Regions from separate parts of the Homo sapiens genome. Here region 2 is linked to region 1. The links are chromatin contacts, found by Hi-C or POLR2A ChIA-PET in ENCODE. All regions are on one chromosome and are shown on one strand. The core of a region is the stretch at or near the end of the contact, and the rest is flanking DNA. Distances in the headings are between cores, read along the strand shown. Region 1 holds the start of LINC02827 (long intergenic non-protein coding RNA 2827). Region 2 holds the start of TIGAR (TP53 induced glycolysis regulatory phosphatase).

What was found. A loop is a pair of places that touch in the nucleus more often than their neighbours do. ChIA-PET counts read pairs that join two places held with the same protein, here RNA polymerase II (POLR2A). Pooled maps may share reads with other maps.
Region 2: a map of CD14-positive monocyte shows a loop between it and region 1 (5-fold over the local background). The contact joins the promoter of TIGAR here to the promoter of LINC02827 in region 1. A Hi-C loop is called at or near these places in 1 of 168 maps with a recorded cell type or tissue (CD14-positive monocyte) and 5 of 50 pooled maps. POLR2A ChIA-PET finds 5 or more read pairs at or near these places in 2 of 52 experiments (activated CD4-positive, alpha-beta T cell and endothelial cell of umbilical vein).

What each region holds. Positions count from the first base shown.
Region 1 is chr12:3,294,961-3,301,746 of GRCh38, reverse strand. LINC02827 (long intergenic non-protein coding RNA 2827) reads right to left here and starts at 1,384. Exons shown (of 5, transcript NR_187483.1): 1 at 1,334-1,384. LOC100128253 (a long non-coding RNA gene) reads left to right here. Exons shown (of 12, transcript NR_148995.1): 8 at 755-901; 9 at 1,033-1,165; 10 at 1,306-1,766; 11 at 2,211-2,429; 12 at 3,096-3,233. RefSeq lists a silencer at 690-984 and an enhancer at 1,585-1,804.
Region 2 is chr12:4,319,937-4,326,859 of GRCh38, reverse strand. TIGAR (TP53 induced glycolysis regulatory phosphatase) reads right to left here and starts at 5,647. Exons shown (of 6, transcript NM_020375.3): 1 at 5,557-5,647. The coding sequence starts at 5,588. It also overlaps the pseudogene RPS15P7. RefSeq lists a silencer at 5,557-5,936 and an enhancer at 5,402-6,055.

The DNA of each region.
Region 1 (6,786 bases), core at 135-2,634:
TTCGCAAACTCCCTACCCCGACTCAGAGGTCTGTGGGAAAGAGAAGCAAGGGATGGTGGCCTTGGCTGGCTTGGAGAGACTCCCAGCATAGGGTCCTTTCAGATGATGGTGCCAGCTACCCACATGGTCTGTGGGCCTGGAGGGTCCAGCTACAGCCTAACATGCTGGGAGGAGGGTCTCTAGCCTTTGGAGGGACACTCACCTTGGTTCTGCCACCTGCAAGTTGTGTGACCTAGGGCCATTTATTTCATCTCTGAGCCTCAGTCACTGATTTGTGAAATGGGGCTGACCGGACCTCATCTGGTAGCTGGTGATGGGAATTAGCAACACCCATGGAAGTGTCTGGCTCACTGCTGAGCAGATAGCAGGTGCTCAACATGTGACACCATCATTTGTATTCTCTCTGCAAGGGCACACTGTCTCTCAAAAAAAAAAAAAAAAAAAAAAAAGCCCCAGTTTCTCCCTGGCCAGACCAGCCTGCTCCCCTTCATCCTCACTCACCTGCAGGGCCAGGGAGCCCAGGTGGCGTTAGCATTGCCGCTCTTTTGCACCTCCCCAGGGCAGGTCTTCTGTCCCATGTGCTGAACCCCAGAGGAGTCACCACTGGGAACTGGGGCAGGGCTGCTCTGTGCCACTGCACCAGGCTCAGCTGAGGTTTCCAGAAATCTGTGACTCCCCGTGCAGAGGGGGCCTGCTCTGTATGGACTCCGACCAAGCCTGGCCCACTCTGTCTATTTCTTCCTGACCTCTCCAGCCCCGAGAGCACATAGAAGCTGCCAGATGAGGGCAGTGAGGCCGAGGGCCGGCAGTAGGGCTGCAGATGCCCTGAGCCCTAAGGTCAAGGTGGATGGAACTGCTGTGTAAGTCTGATGCCGAGGAGACCAGGTCGTTGGGCTTTCAGGTGAGTGGACGCTTTCTCCCCACTCACAACCCCCACCATGCAGTCTCTGCTCCTCCATGGTCACTGTGGAATGGCTCCTGATGGCGCTCAACCCCTTGCCCTGTTTTCTCCCCTGCGGTCCACTGAGCCAGCCCTGCGGCCGCCAAGTCTCAGGTTAGAGCTCCCTCTCGCGGCCGATGCTGGGCACTACATTGCCCAAGACCCAGGTGGGCCGAAGTCTTGAGAAAGGGCTCGCAGTCATCGTCGCCAGCAGGCAGACACCAGGCACCTACCTCCCCGACATACCCAGCCTGGTACCTCGAAGACCAGTAGCCTTGAGCTACACTTGGGATTCCCAATACAGTTTCAAAACCGTCTAGCTCATCTTTCAGGAACCTTCCAGGGTTCACATTCTGATTTTTCAGTAAGGTTCTCACCTCTGTGACCAATTACCTTGAGACTGATGTCCTGCACCATCCTGGAGTGTTGGGATCTGCAGGTCGTGAAAAGGGAAACCAAGCAATCACTTTGGAATGACTTCCTGGAACTTCCCTGGCCCCTCCTTCGTGTTCTCTGATGACAGCCAGGAGCTGACTCAGAAACCTCATAAGAAGCTGAAGGCATGACGACTTCCCTGTTAAAAAAAAAATGTCCCACGTGTGGCCGAGTGCCACACCCAGGCAGCTGCCGAAAAAAAGCACCAGACACCATGCAGCTGGGCCCCAGGGCCCGGCCCAACCCGGTTGGCCTTCTCCGGCACCTGCAGGGAACTTGTCCTGTCTTGTCTCTGCTCGCCCCCTGCTGGCTGCCTGGAGCCATTCCGTGCTGGTTTCTTCGCGTCTTCTGTCAGGAGAGAGATGCTGATGCTTACTCAGGGATCCGGCGGGTCAGTATCCTGTGCCCTCTGCACGATTCAGGGTGGGGGTGTGCGCGTGTGTGTGTGCATGTGGACCCACATTGATGAGTCTGGCCCATACACCTCCACCCTTATTGGACCTCTCCTGGGAGCACCCTGGGAACACACATCTCATGCAGAAGTGTGTCTCTTGAGAGCCTAGCTCCTCCTGTCCTCCCCCAGCATCAGATGTACACTGTACGAGACGTGAATTTTGCTTACAGCACAAATCTGTGCTGGCCTAACAGCTCCCTTCTGGCCTCCCCCTTAGCATGGATCAGAAAGATCCAGAAAGTGCACAGGAAAATCATCAACCCATGAGGTGGGGACAGGGGAAGAGGGCATGCCGCATAACACCTACGTGGGTGGAGGGGCTGTGACAGCCACTTGCTTAAGCTGGTGGGACATGAAATAACCTCCTAAGCCACATTTCAGCTGTGACCCTGAGGCCCCGAGGTGGATTAACAGAGCCCTCAGCACCGAGTCTCCAAGCTGAAGGCAGTGGTCACACTCCCTGCTGCCCTCCAGGTTTGGAGGGATGGAGAGGAGAGAGGAGGGGAAGAAGCTACCTTCTTCACTAGCCTTGCTGAGAGACAAGTGGGTACGGCCCACAGGCACCTCCACCAGCCTGCCCTCTACATCCAGATTCGCAAGGTCAGGGCGGCAGCAGCAGCTGGAAACATTGGGGAAAGTCGGGGTGTTGTTTCTATACTTAGGGGAATCTACTGTCACCCCAGGTGGCACGGGACATTCACGGGGCTGCTCTAGCCCAGTGCCCCTCTCCTGCAGACAGAGTCGAGACCTGACAACAGGTCATCATCATTATCAGGATCATGATGACATTATCCCAGTGCATCCTTGAGTGGGAGGGAGGAGAGGAAGAAGAAGGTGGCGGGGGGCAGGGGGTGTCCATGAAGAGCAAGGTGGGAGAATAAAGGTCCTCTGTGTTTTAGAAATGGGAAGTGAGACGGGGCGGACAGCGACCTTCCCAAGCCTGCGCGTGCTTTGGGTAGGATGCTCCAGCCCCTTCCTGTTCGGCCCCTGGTTGCCGACAGAGGGGCTGGCAGGCGGGACTCCTGCGGCTGGGCTTGGCGCTGCCTTCTGTGCTCACTGTCAGAGCTGATGACAGCTCTAGGGGCTCCTCCCAGAGTCTCCGTTTCCCCCATGGCTCTTGCACATGGCAGAGCATCCATAACGGACCTGAGTTTTGTTCCGGAGTCTGAGGGCAGCAAAATACAGGCCGTTTCCCAGAGAAGAAGGCGGCTTCAGACAGCTCTGATGAGGGAGCAGAAATACTCACTCGGGATCTCATTAAACTAGGCCATTTCTGGAGAAGCCCTAGGACCACAGACCCACAGCATCGACGGGGAGCTTGTTAGGAACGAAGACCCTTAGGCCCCCACCCAGGCCTGCAAACTTGTAATAAGGGGGTCCCCGGGTGGTTTATGTCCATTAAAGTGTGTGACACCCTGCTCTTGGACAGTAGTTCTTGGAGTGCGGCTCCCCCACTTTCACGGGCATCACCTGGGAGCTTGTTAGAAGTGTGGAACCGCAGGCCCCACCCCAACCTAAGCGGGAAGCTGCCCTTTCTCCAGGCCCCAGGGGACTCACATGTGCACTGGGCATGAGCAGCACTGCTCCAGAGCCCTGATGGCTGACAGCCTCAGGGAGTTCTGATCTCTCTTTGCTCCTTTGCCCTCTCCACCTGCAGGATGGGTCTCATCTGCTGCTTGCACCGAGGCTCCAGCGACATTTTTACTCATGGTCAACTGCGTCCCCTGCCAACTGCCCTTCGAAGGACAGGCGCCACATCCACCTGCCAGGCCTGCAGCATTAGCACCAGCTCCACTAGGGCCACAGATGCCCCCTCCTCTGTGTCCAGCCCCTGCAAATGCACCAAGTGCCTTAGACCATGGCTCCCCACCTAGGCGGGGACCCTCAGCCCCCTCCCCTCCATTTCTGAGCCCTCACAGCCAGAGCCTTGGCAGGAGAAGGACCCTCACCAGGCACGGGGGTGCCGGGGACCACAGGAGGGTGATATTTGGGCCCTCTGCTCCCTCCCAGCTCCCAAACCTGGGACAAGGCTGAAAACCCGGGTCCCCTGGGATGCCTGCATTCTGGGCAGGATCCCCACCAGTGCTCAGAAGCCCTCGCTTTGCTGTCCCCTCTGGGAAATGCATGGGGTGGGACAGGTAGGAGTGGCTCTTCCCCTAGATGACCTAGCTAGCCCTTCAACCTGCCTACTCCCCACACTGCCTCACCTGGAAAGCCGTGTCCTGCTGGCCTCACTCCTTCCTGCAGGGCCTGGAGGTGGGGAGGCCAGAGGCAGGGCAGTCACAGGCTGGGTGGAGCTGCCAGGGCAGGGATGTGGGGTATGCTGGCCACACTAGCACATGCTGCACCAGGAGCAGAGCCCTGCACCCTGCCTAGTGGCTTTCCCAAGAGAAACCCCTCTGGGAGACCCTGGCTCCAAGCCCCGGCCTCTATAGTAATATGCCCCTCGGGGATCTCCTGGTCTGGGGCCTGATTCTCAGGAATGCCAGTGGGTTTTTTGTTTTTGTTTTTGAGGCAGGGTCTTGCTCTGTCATCCAGGCTGGAGGGTAGTGGCGTGACCAGGGCTCACTGCAGCCTTGACCTCCCAGGCTCAAGCGATCCTCCCAGCTCAGCCTGCTGACCAGCTGGGATGATAGGCAGGCACCACCACACCTGGCTAATTTTTTAAACTTTTTGTAGAGATGGGGTCTCCCTATGTTGCCCAGGCTGGCCTCAAATTCCTGGGCTCAAGCCATCCTCCCACCCTGGCCTCCTATAGTACTGGGGTTACAGATGTGAGCCACTTCGCCCAGCTGAGGCATGCCTGGTTTCAAAACTATCTTCAGCTCTTAATGTTGGTGGGTGTAAAACTCATCCCAGCGTGGACTAAATCACAGGCCCTGCAGAGTTGGAGGGCTGAGAAGGGGCAGCTCTGAATACAGGGGATCTGCCCGAACCTCACTTTTCCTGGGGCCCCTCTCCCCAACCCTGGGGCCACCACCGTGTTGCTTCCAGAGGGTCTCGCTCTCCTTCCCTTTTTCCGCCCGTCCCAGGCTGGATAGAGTCCCTTCCTTTGGTCCTGTCTTGCATCTGTCTTGAATTAGGCAGGGAGTTTTCAGGAAGAACTTTCCCAAATACTAAGGGAGAACAGAGAGGAAATCCTATGAAATACAGAGTATTCATGCTGGCAGTCTCATGAAGGGTAGGTATCAACTTTTGCGACAACCATAGGTACCCCCCTAAATGGCTATTACAAGTGGGCACCTTGAGCATAACACGGGAACCCCACGCCTGGCCTCCATACCTCCCAGGTCCTGCACTTCTCCCCAGAGGTGGGCCCTCTTCCCCCTAAAGCACAGCGCCTTGTGATGCGAAGGCCGAGGCTGGGAGAGGTCACACCTGGTCTCTCCACATGTTCCAGCTCCCAGCCTGCTGAGCACAGCCCTTGCTGACCTGGGCTGGCCCTGAGGAGGGGTGTGCTTGCTCCCGTACACAGGAGTGACCTGAAGGCCCCTCACTGTGGTCACAAACACAGCCCTAAACTGTCCAGAAACTGTATCCTCAGAGCGGGAAGTGCCCACGTGGACAGAGAGAAAGCCAGCCTCTCGGGGCAGATTGCCGCCTCTACTGTGAGGATTCTCCAGGGGCTACCGAGAGGCTGGGCTGGTTTATCTCCTCTGCCTAGAAAGGCCTGGGGTGGCCAATGTGAACTCATTAAAAGGAAAACCAGCTTTCCCAGAAATGACTGCTCCACGGCCAAGAGAAACAGTGTGACGTGATTATCCTTGCTGCCCTCCAAGCTGGGCTTCGTGCAGATCATCGAAAACTGATCGTGACTCCCCAGAGCTCTGAAGTGCTGCATATCAACTGACAAGACCTACAGACTGAGGGCTGAGAAAGAGGGAGCGTGCTGGGCCAGGGTCTTGTTCTTCCTGGTGGGGCACCAAGAGAGGCAGCAGTGGGTAGGAGGGCTATGGTTTGACCTGTCTGCCCTGGCAGGGATGGGAGACAAAGGTGGCAGCCCAGGAGAGCCTGCCCCGTCGGCCCCAGCCCCATGTGTTGGGTTGGGCCAGCCTGACTGGAGGCAGGATTAGCTGTGATTCCTGCACTGGCGGTTGTCCAGCCCAGATTTCCGTTGGGGAGATTGGCTGGTCCAAGCTGCAGAAAGTGGTAGGACAGCCCAGAGCTTCTTGGAAATACGACCTCCATGTCCAGGCCAGCAGCCTGGGAGATGAGACAGGGTTGGAGGAAACAGAGGCCCAAGACAGGGCAGGTTCTGCCTAGGAATGCACAATGGCTGGAGTCCAGAGCCCAGGATGCAGCCCCAGCTGGGTGTAGCCCTCCTGCTGCCCAGGGTGGAGATGGATGCCCAGGGCAGGTCCTCCCGGGCCCCTGCTTGGAGGCCAGCAGTCTTGAGTTCCTTGGAGAGAGAGGACATGCCTGTGGAAAGTCATCACCAGTCCTGTATAGGGCAAAAGCCTCCTGCCCACCAGGGCCTGGGCAGAGAAGCAACAGGTACTGGGATCCCACACAGCTCAGGCCAGCACGTCCACACCCTGCACACGCCATGCCACCATTCCCCAAGGGGCGGACACCAAGACAGAAGGGTACGTCCGTCCCTGTGTCCCCCGCATGACGAGTGTTGGTGGGAGGCAGGGAGTGGACAGGGATGGAACCTGGCCTTGGGGGAGGGGATGAAGTGTGTGTGCCCATTCCTCTCTTTCCCCCGCCACACTCCCCGACAGTCTAGCCTCAACCCCGGGAGCCCTCCAGGCAGGGCCACCTGCGGGGTGTCTGGCGAATGCCTTGTACTTACTGAGGGCCTGCTGTGCACTTAGAACGTGCTACTTGCCGTCAGTACATTCGCTTGCAGTTACTCCAACAAAAAGGTATTTCCCCCATTTTACAGGTGAGGAAATTGAGGCTCAGCAGGGTTAAGAGGCTTGCTGGTCAGCAATAATGGCTGTTGTCTTGCCAC
Region 2 (6,923 bases), core at 4,398-6,897, 1.0 Mb before region 1:
AACTCAGAATTTACAAATCACAGAAATTTGGCAGAGATGATTACTTTTTGTATACTTGCTGAAGAGTAACTCAGCATTTTTATTTAATCAAAGTAGATAATGAAAGATTCAAATTAAAATAAAGGTTTACACTGTCAAAATGTCATTTTATAAAAAATGGAATCCCAGAAATTTGATAGTTTCATAAAAGTACTGCCCCACCATCTAACGATTTTCAGTGAAAGCAGCATAACCACTGTGATATAATGAAGGACTCATTTAGCCATATATCAACAGAGGCTGCTGTAGACTCAATAGTATTATTAACAATCACAGCATTCAGTTTAGTTCTATTTGGCATTTTTGCGTTCAAATCACTTTATAAATATTAAAGAGTAGGAATCCAAAAATAGATTTTTTTCCAAAAGCTTTCATAAATATTTAGTTGTACAGCTTTTATCAGCTTTATTAAGAGGTTTATATAAATCCTTGAAGTAACTGTTTAATTAGTACGTTTGGGGAATGGGAAAGGAAACTTGATGGCTAAAACAGTTTTACTATTAATCTATTTCCCTTAACCAAGTCTGACTTGTGATAGCAGCAGAGAAGGTGAACGGAGCTGAAAGGTCAGAGGGATATATTTTGAAGGAGTCAGGAATAACACCACTCATTTTCAAAATCTGCAGTGTGGTCCATTTCCAAAACAGAAACCTGACTCTGCAGGAATCCGAGTGCTTCTGCCAAGATGTTAAGTCTTAGGATCAGCCATTTATAGGCCCTACAAATATACATCATTCATTTTGTAGGTTATCTCACAGTTCTTAAAAGACATTATATCTTGTTAGCCTGGATTTATACGCTGCAGCATTTCTTCAAAAATCATACAGAAACCTCAATTTCCCTTAATTCCATTTAAGGAATTCAAATTCAACACACAATACTCAGCGTGCTACAAAGGAGGAACAAATCATGGGAAAGCTGTTCTTTAGTGTAAATGAAAATGTAAACCCTCACCTGATATCACGAATACAGCTTAGTCCTAATTCCTTTACACTAATACATTCATTTGCAAATATAGAAGATTTCAAGAGCTAGTAACACAAGACTTTTGGTGGTCTTTCTTTTTTTTTTTTTTTTTTGAGACGAGTTTTACTCTTGTTGCCCAGGCTGGAGTGCAACGGCGCAATCTGGGCTCACTGCAACCTCTACCTCCCGGGTTCAAGAGATTCTCCTGCCTCAGCCTCCCGAGTAGCTGGGATTACAGGCGAGTGCCACTACGCCCAGCTAATTTTTTGTATTTTTAGTAGAGACGGGGTTTCACCATGTTGACCAGGCTGGTCTTGAACTCCCGGCCTCAGGTGATCCACCCGCCTCGGCCTCCCAAAGTGCTGGGATTGCAGGACTTTCGGCTGTCTTTGATCTTTATAAAGTATCTGTACAAGGTATCTTTATACTTTTATAGAGCATTAAAATTTTATAAAAGTATTAGCTTTATAAAAATACTAAATTACAGATGAGCTAATAGTATTTTGCTTGCTTTATTAATATACAGAACAATTATTAGCATTACACAAAAAGTAACTGCCAATAAAAGTACAGTAAGAAAAATCAGTTTTGCTATCAGTAACTTTACTAATTCGGCCAGGTGGGGTGGCTCACGCCTGTAATCCCAACACTTTGGGAGGCCGAGGCAGGCGGATCACCAGAGGTCGGGAGTTCGAGACCAGCCTGACCAAAATGGAGAAACCCCATCTCTACTAAAAGTACAAAAGTAGCCAGGCATGGTGGCACATGCCTGTAATCCCAGCTACTCCGGAGGCTGAAGCAGGAGAATCGCTTGAACCCGGGAGGCGGAGGTTGTGGCGAGCGGAGATCATGCCATTGCACTCCAACCTGGGTGACAAGAGTGAAACTCCGTTTCGTCAAAAAAAAAAAAAAGCAAAAACAAAAAAACTTTACTAATTCATTTTTAAATCATTAAAAGTATATTAAATTTAGTTTGCCAAAAAATTTTAAAGCTTTACGAGCTGCCTAAAAATGGAAGTGAACTTTTCTGAGGATCCGACAAGATGGCCGAGGTAGAGCAGAAGAAGCGGACCTTCCGCAAACTCACCTACCGCGGCACAGACTTGGACCAGCTGCGGGACGGGACGTGTCCTGCGAGCAGCTGACGCAGCTGTACAGTGCGTGCCAGCGGCCGCAAGTGAACCCGGGCCTGCGGCGGAAACAGAACTCGCTGCTGAAGCGCCTGCGCAAGGCCAAGAAGGAGGCACCGCCCATGGAGAAGCCGGAAGTGGTGAAGACGCACCTGCGGGACATGATCATCCTGCCCAAGATGGTGGGCAGCATGGTGGGCGTCTACAACGGCAAGACCTTCAACCAGGTGGAGATCAAGCCGGAGATGATCAGTCACTACCTGGGCGAGTTCTCCATCACCTATAAGCTGGTGAAGCACTGCCGGCCCGGCATCGGGGCCACCCACTCCTCCCGCTTCATCCCCCTCAAGTAGTGGCTCAGCTAATAAAGGCACACATATTTCCAAAAAAAAAAAAAAAAAGGAAGTTAAATGGATGGTTTTGCCGGGGACTCACTGCAAACACCTACAACATTCCAAGGAACCAGACCCTTCAGTAGTGCTGGATAGGTGATGGTAATGCCAACCTACACGTGTTGGAGTTTTCAACAATGCTGTGCCATAAGCTCATGAGAAGTTATAGTCTGACAATGATGATAGACTTGAATTCTGGAATCTTGGGCAGTCTGTTCCAGAAATGATACACACTGGTACTTTCATTTCAAAGTATGAAGAAAGATAAACCACATACAGGAACAGCACAAGATTCCTAACAGGTTCTGTTGAACTTAAATTGCTTTAAAGATTTTTTTGCATTATCTGAAGAGGTAAGTCCAATAAAATTATCTAACTCTTCAAAAAGTCATTACATTTAACTATGGTGATAATGAGTCAAATTTAAAAATCACTTCTTTTCCTGAAAGAATCACCAGGTTTTGGTTTTGAGAACTCTGAAGGCAAGAAGCAGGAGGATCCAGACCGGAAAGCATTGAACCAGCCCTCTCACTCCATCTTCCTACACATAAAACAGAACAAAATAAACTATTGTCATAACTCCACACAATTATATTAAGAGACTAAAAAGTAGCCTCAAAAATGGCTGGTGATGTTCAAGTAATCTACAAATACCGGGTTTTAACAAATTAAGTAGGAAACAAAAGACGGTGAGTGGTAAAGTTGCTTTGGTTAAACTCCTACTTCCTCAACTTGCCATGTGACTTTAAGCAAGTTACAAGGCGTCTCTGTCTCAGCTGCCTCATGTGAAAAATGAGGATATCAGTCCTTAACTCACTAAACTGTCAGATTTTAATTACAACAGTGCCTGGCAAATAATCATTTATTAAGACTTATTTTTTAAATGATTCCTATGAGGGCCTCCGGAATCAAACCCTTTTTAAGCAGCAGAAAGGGAATAAAATCCATATTTATATGACTATTGTCTATTAGGAATCTAAATAGGAATCATCTTACTTTTTAGGGGTTGCCTTACCCCAAATATTCTACAACTTCTGAGTTTTCTTTTTTTTCTTTTTGAGACAGGGTCCCACTGTGTCGCTTAGGCTGGGGTGCAGTGGCCCAATCACAGCTCACTACAGCCCTCACTTCCCAGGCTCACATGATCCAAGTGATCTTCCTGCCTCAGCCTCCCTATTAGCTAGGTTCACAGGCATGCACCACCACAGCCAGCTTTTTTTTTTTTTTTTTGTAGAGAGGAGGTTTCACCATGTTGCCCAGGCTGGTCTTGAACTCCTGTGCTCAAGGGATCCACCCACTTCCGCCCCCCAACGTGCTAGGATTACAGGGGTGAACCACCTTGATGGTCTGAGTTTCAATTATAAATATGACACTGGGCTGGCTGGGTCAGGCGTCTAGAAAGTGCACTAACATTGGAAGAAAGGGTGATCAGGCCTCTAGTTCCTGTTCTGCTACCGATTAGCTGTGTGACCTTTAGTAAGTTAAGAATTCTCCCAAGGCATTCTATACAACCGAGAGGGGTGGGAGAAGAGATAGTGAGGAACTAGATTTCTAAGGTAGCCATTAAAATCCTGCTAATCCTAAACAGACAATTTTAGAGGATTCTTAAGATTATCTTTCTTATAAAGGAAGGACAGGCCAGAAAAGATAGCTGTTAAAGTCAATTGACAAAGTTAAATCATATTAATGTCCTTTGTGAGCTCCATGAATGCAGAAATGGTATGTTATTTATCTGTATGATCCAGTCTACTGGCACACATTACCTACTCAAAATGCTGGTGTGCTGAACTATACGTTCGTATTTGGGAATCAACTGCACTTTTATTGGAGCTTTCTTTATAGAAGTTATTTCTCAGATATATTTCTTTCCCTGTTGCATCATACACTTTACCTGTCCCCCATTTAATTCTCGCATTAAAGTAGTGAGATACGCACTATCATTTGCATATCAGGAAACTTAAGTCCAGGCTACCTGGCTCTTAGCTGGAGAACAGACTCCAACCGAGGTCTACCTTGCCTGAAAAATCTGTGCTCTTAGCAGGGCGCGGTGGCTCATGCCTGTAATCCCAACACTTTGCGAGGCCGAGGTAGTCGGATCACTTAAGGTCAGGAGTTCCAGACCTGCCTGACCAACATGGCGAAACCCTGTCTCTACTAAAAATACAAAAATTAGCCGGGCGTGGTGGCGCATGCCTGTAATCCCAGCTACTCGGGAGGCTGAAGCAGGAGAATCGCTTGAACCCCGGAGGCGGGAGGTTGCAGTGAGCAGAGATAGCGCCACTGCACTCCAGCCTGGGTGACAGAGCGAGGCTCCATCTCACAAAAAAAAAAAAATAAAAATAAAAATCTGTGCTCTTAACTACCCTGATTTTCACCTCCCGTTAACACTTGGCAAATACATAAAGACCTATCAGCATGCAGCTCCGTGTAACGTTATGATAATAAAAACATTTATTTGGGATGATACGGTCTGCTGAGATCAGAGCTGTGATCCTCTTTTCTCTCCCAGAACTGTAACCTCTGGGGAAAAGAAAGAAGTCTCATATATGTGCCTGGGGGGCTGACTGCCTGGGGAAACGAGGGGGAACCTCAGAAACTGAGAGGATAGCGGAAGGCAGCCGGCATCAAAAACATCAGCCATGGACGAGCAATTCTGCAAACTCTTTGCAATCTGCTGGGGAGCAAAATCGGTACCCAGACAAGTCTGTGGACATGTCTGGCACCGTTTTTGGTGCAGCCACCAAGTGCCTACGAACCCCGATCCCTTGCTCCTCCGGGCCTCACTTTATCTGAAACACGGAACGAAGCTATCTAAGACCTGCCGTCGTCCCTCGGGGCTGCTGGGGTGAGAGGAGGGGCGACACGGGACGGCCCCAGGGCAAGCGCCCCGGAAAAAGCGCTTCCAAGCCAGCCCTCCCGGGCTGGAGCGAGCAGGGAGGGGAGAGGGTGGTGGACCCGTTTTCCCTTCACCCGCTCCAACACACTCAAGGAAGAGAGAGAGAAAGACATCCTGCCACAGCCATACTCACTGCCGGACAACAGTCAGAGCGAAGCGAGCCATGTTCCCGGAGCCGCGTCCCGTCGGTGGCCCCGCGCCGCGCTGCCCCTGCACTGCGGGCTACCTCCCCCACACCACTTCCGCCAAGCAGCCGGCCGGCTCCGCCGCCATAGGCCGAGGCGGCCTCGCACGTCATCCCCGAAGGCCACTCAGGGCCGGGCGAGGCCGACGGGGCGGGGGAGACGAGGGAGCCACGGGGGCCCCGCCCAGGGCTGCGGCGCTTGCGCCCCTGCGCGCCGGCCTGTGATTGGCGCGCGGCAGGTGCGGGAGGCCCCGCCCGCGGAGTCCGCGGTAGGATTCCTTCCCTCGATAGCCGGCAGCCTGCGTTCGGGGCAGATAAGGAAGCCGGCGCACTGATTTGTGGTTGTTGCGATTGAGGCTGGAATGCAACCGTTCGTCTTATAGCTGGCCACTGTGATGAACCCCTCACGGGTGTACAGCGACCAACAGACTGTGTTCTATGAGGTCTGTTAGTCCCTAACCTTAGGGACGTAGCGTCGGCCAGGTCTGTAGACTTAGACCCACCCACCCCAACTCCGCCGGGACAGACGCCCTCCGTGACCAAACTTTAGTCGGGCTCCTTTGAGGCCTTTTCTATACTAGACGGCATCCTCGGCCTGCTGAGCCTGGTTTTACCAAAGAATCCTGCTAAGCCTGTTTATCAAGAGAGACCTCACTGTTGATGCTCTCTTCTAAGGCCCTTGATATCTAGTAAAGTTCCTCCTCCCCCTCCCCCAGATAGCTTACCACGTTCTGGTAATTTCCCATCTTCTCTTTCATCCCTTCCATCCCGCCCCCTGGCTATAAATCTCCACTGGTCCCGGTTGTATTCTAGAGTCGAATTCAGTCTCTCTCACCTATTGCAGTAGTCTTGAGTAAAGTCTTGCCGTTTTTAACAAGCCTCAGATGAATAATTTCTCTTTAATAGCCTTCAGAACGTTGAGGGAGTTGCTTCATGTTAGATATGAGTTCTAAATTTCTTTTCAAAGAATCAATATGTCAGTATGTTCAATTCTTTGCTTTTTACTTTTAAACTTAACTTCCTCCTAAAGCAACCTTCTCTTTTTTATTTATTTATTTATTTTTTTGAGATGGAGTCTGGCTCTGTCACCCAGGCTGGAGTGCAGTGGTGTGATCTCGGCTCACTGCAAGCTCCGCCTCCCGGGTTCACGCCATTCTGGCTCAGCCTCCCGAGTAGCTGGGACTACAGGCGCCTGCCACCACGCCCGGCTAATTTTTTGTATTTTTAGTAGAGACAGGGTTTCACCGTGTTAGCCAGGATGGTCTCGATCTCCTGACCTCGTGATCCGCCCGCCTCGACCTCCCAAAGTGGTGGGA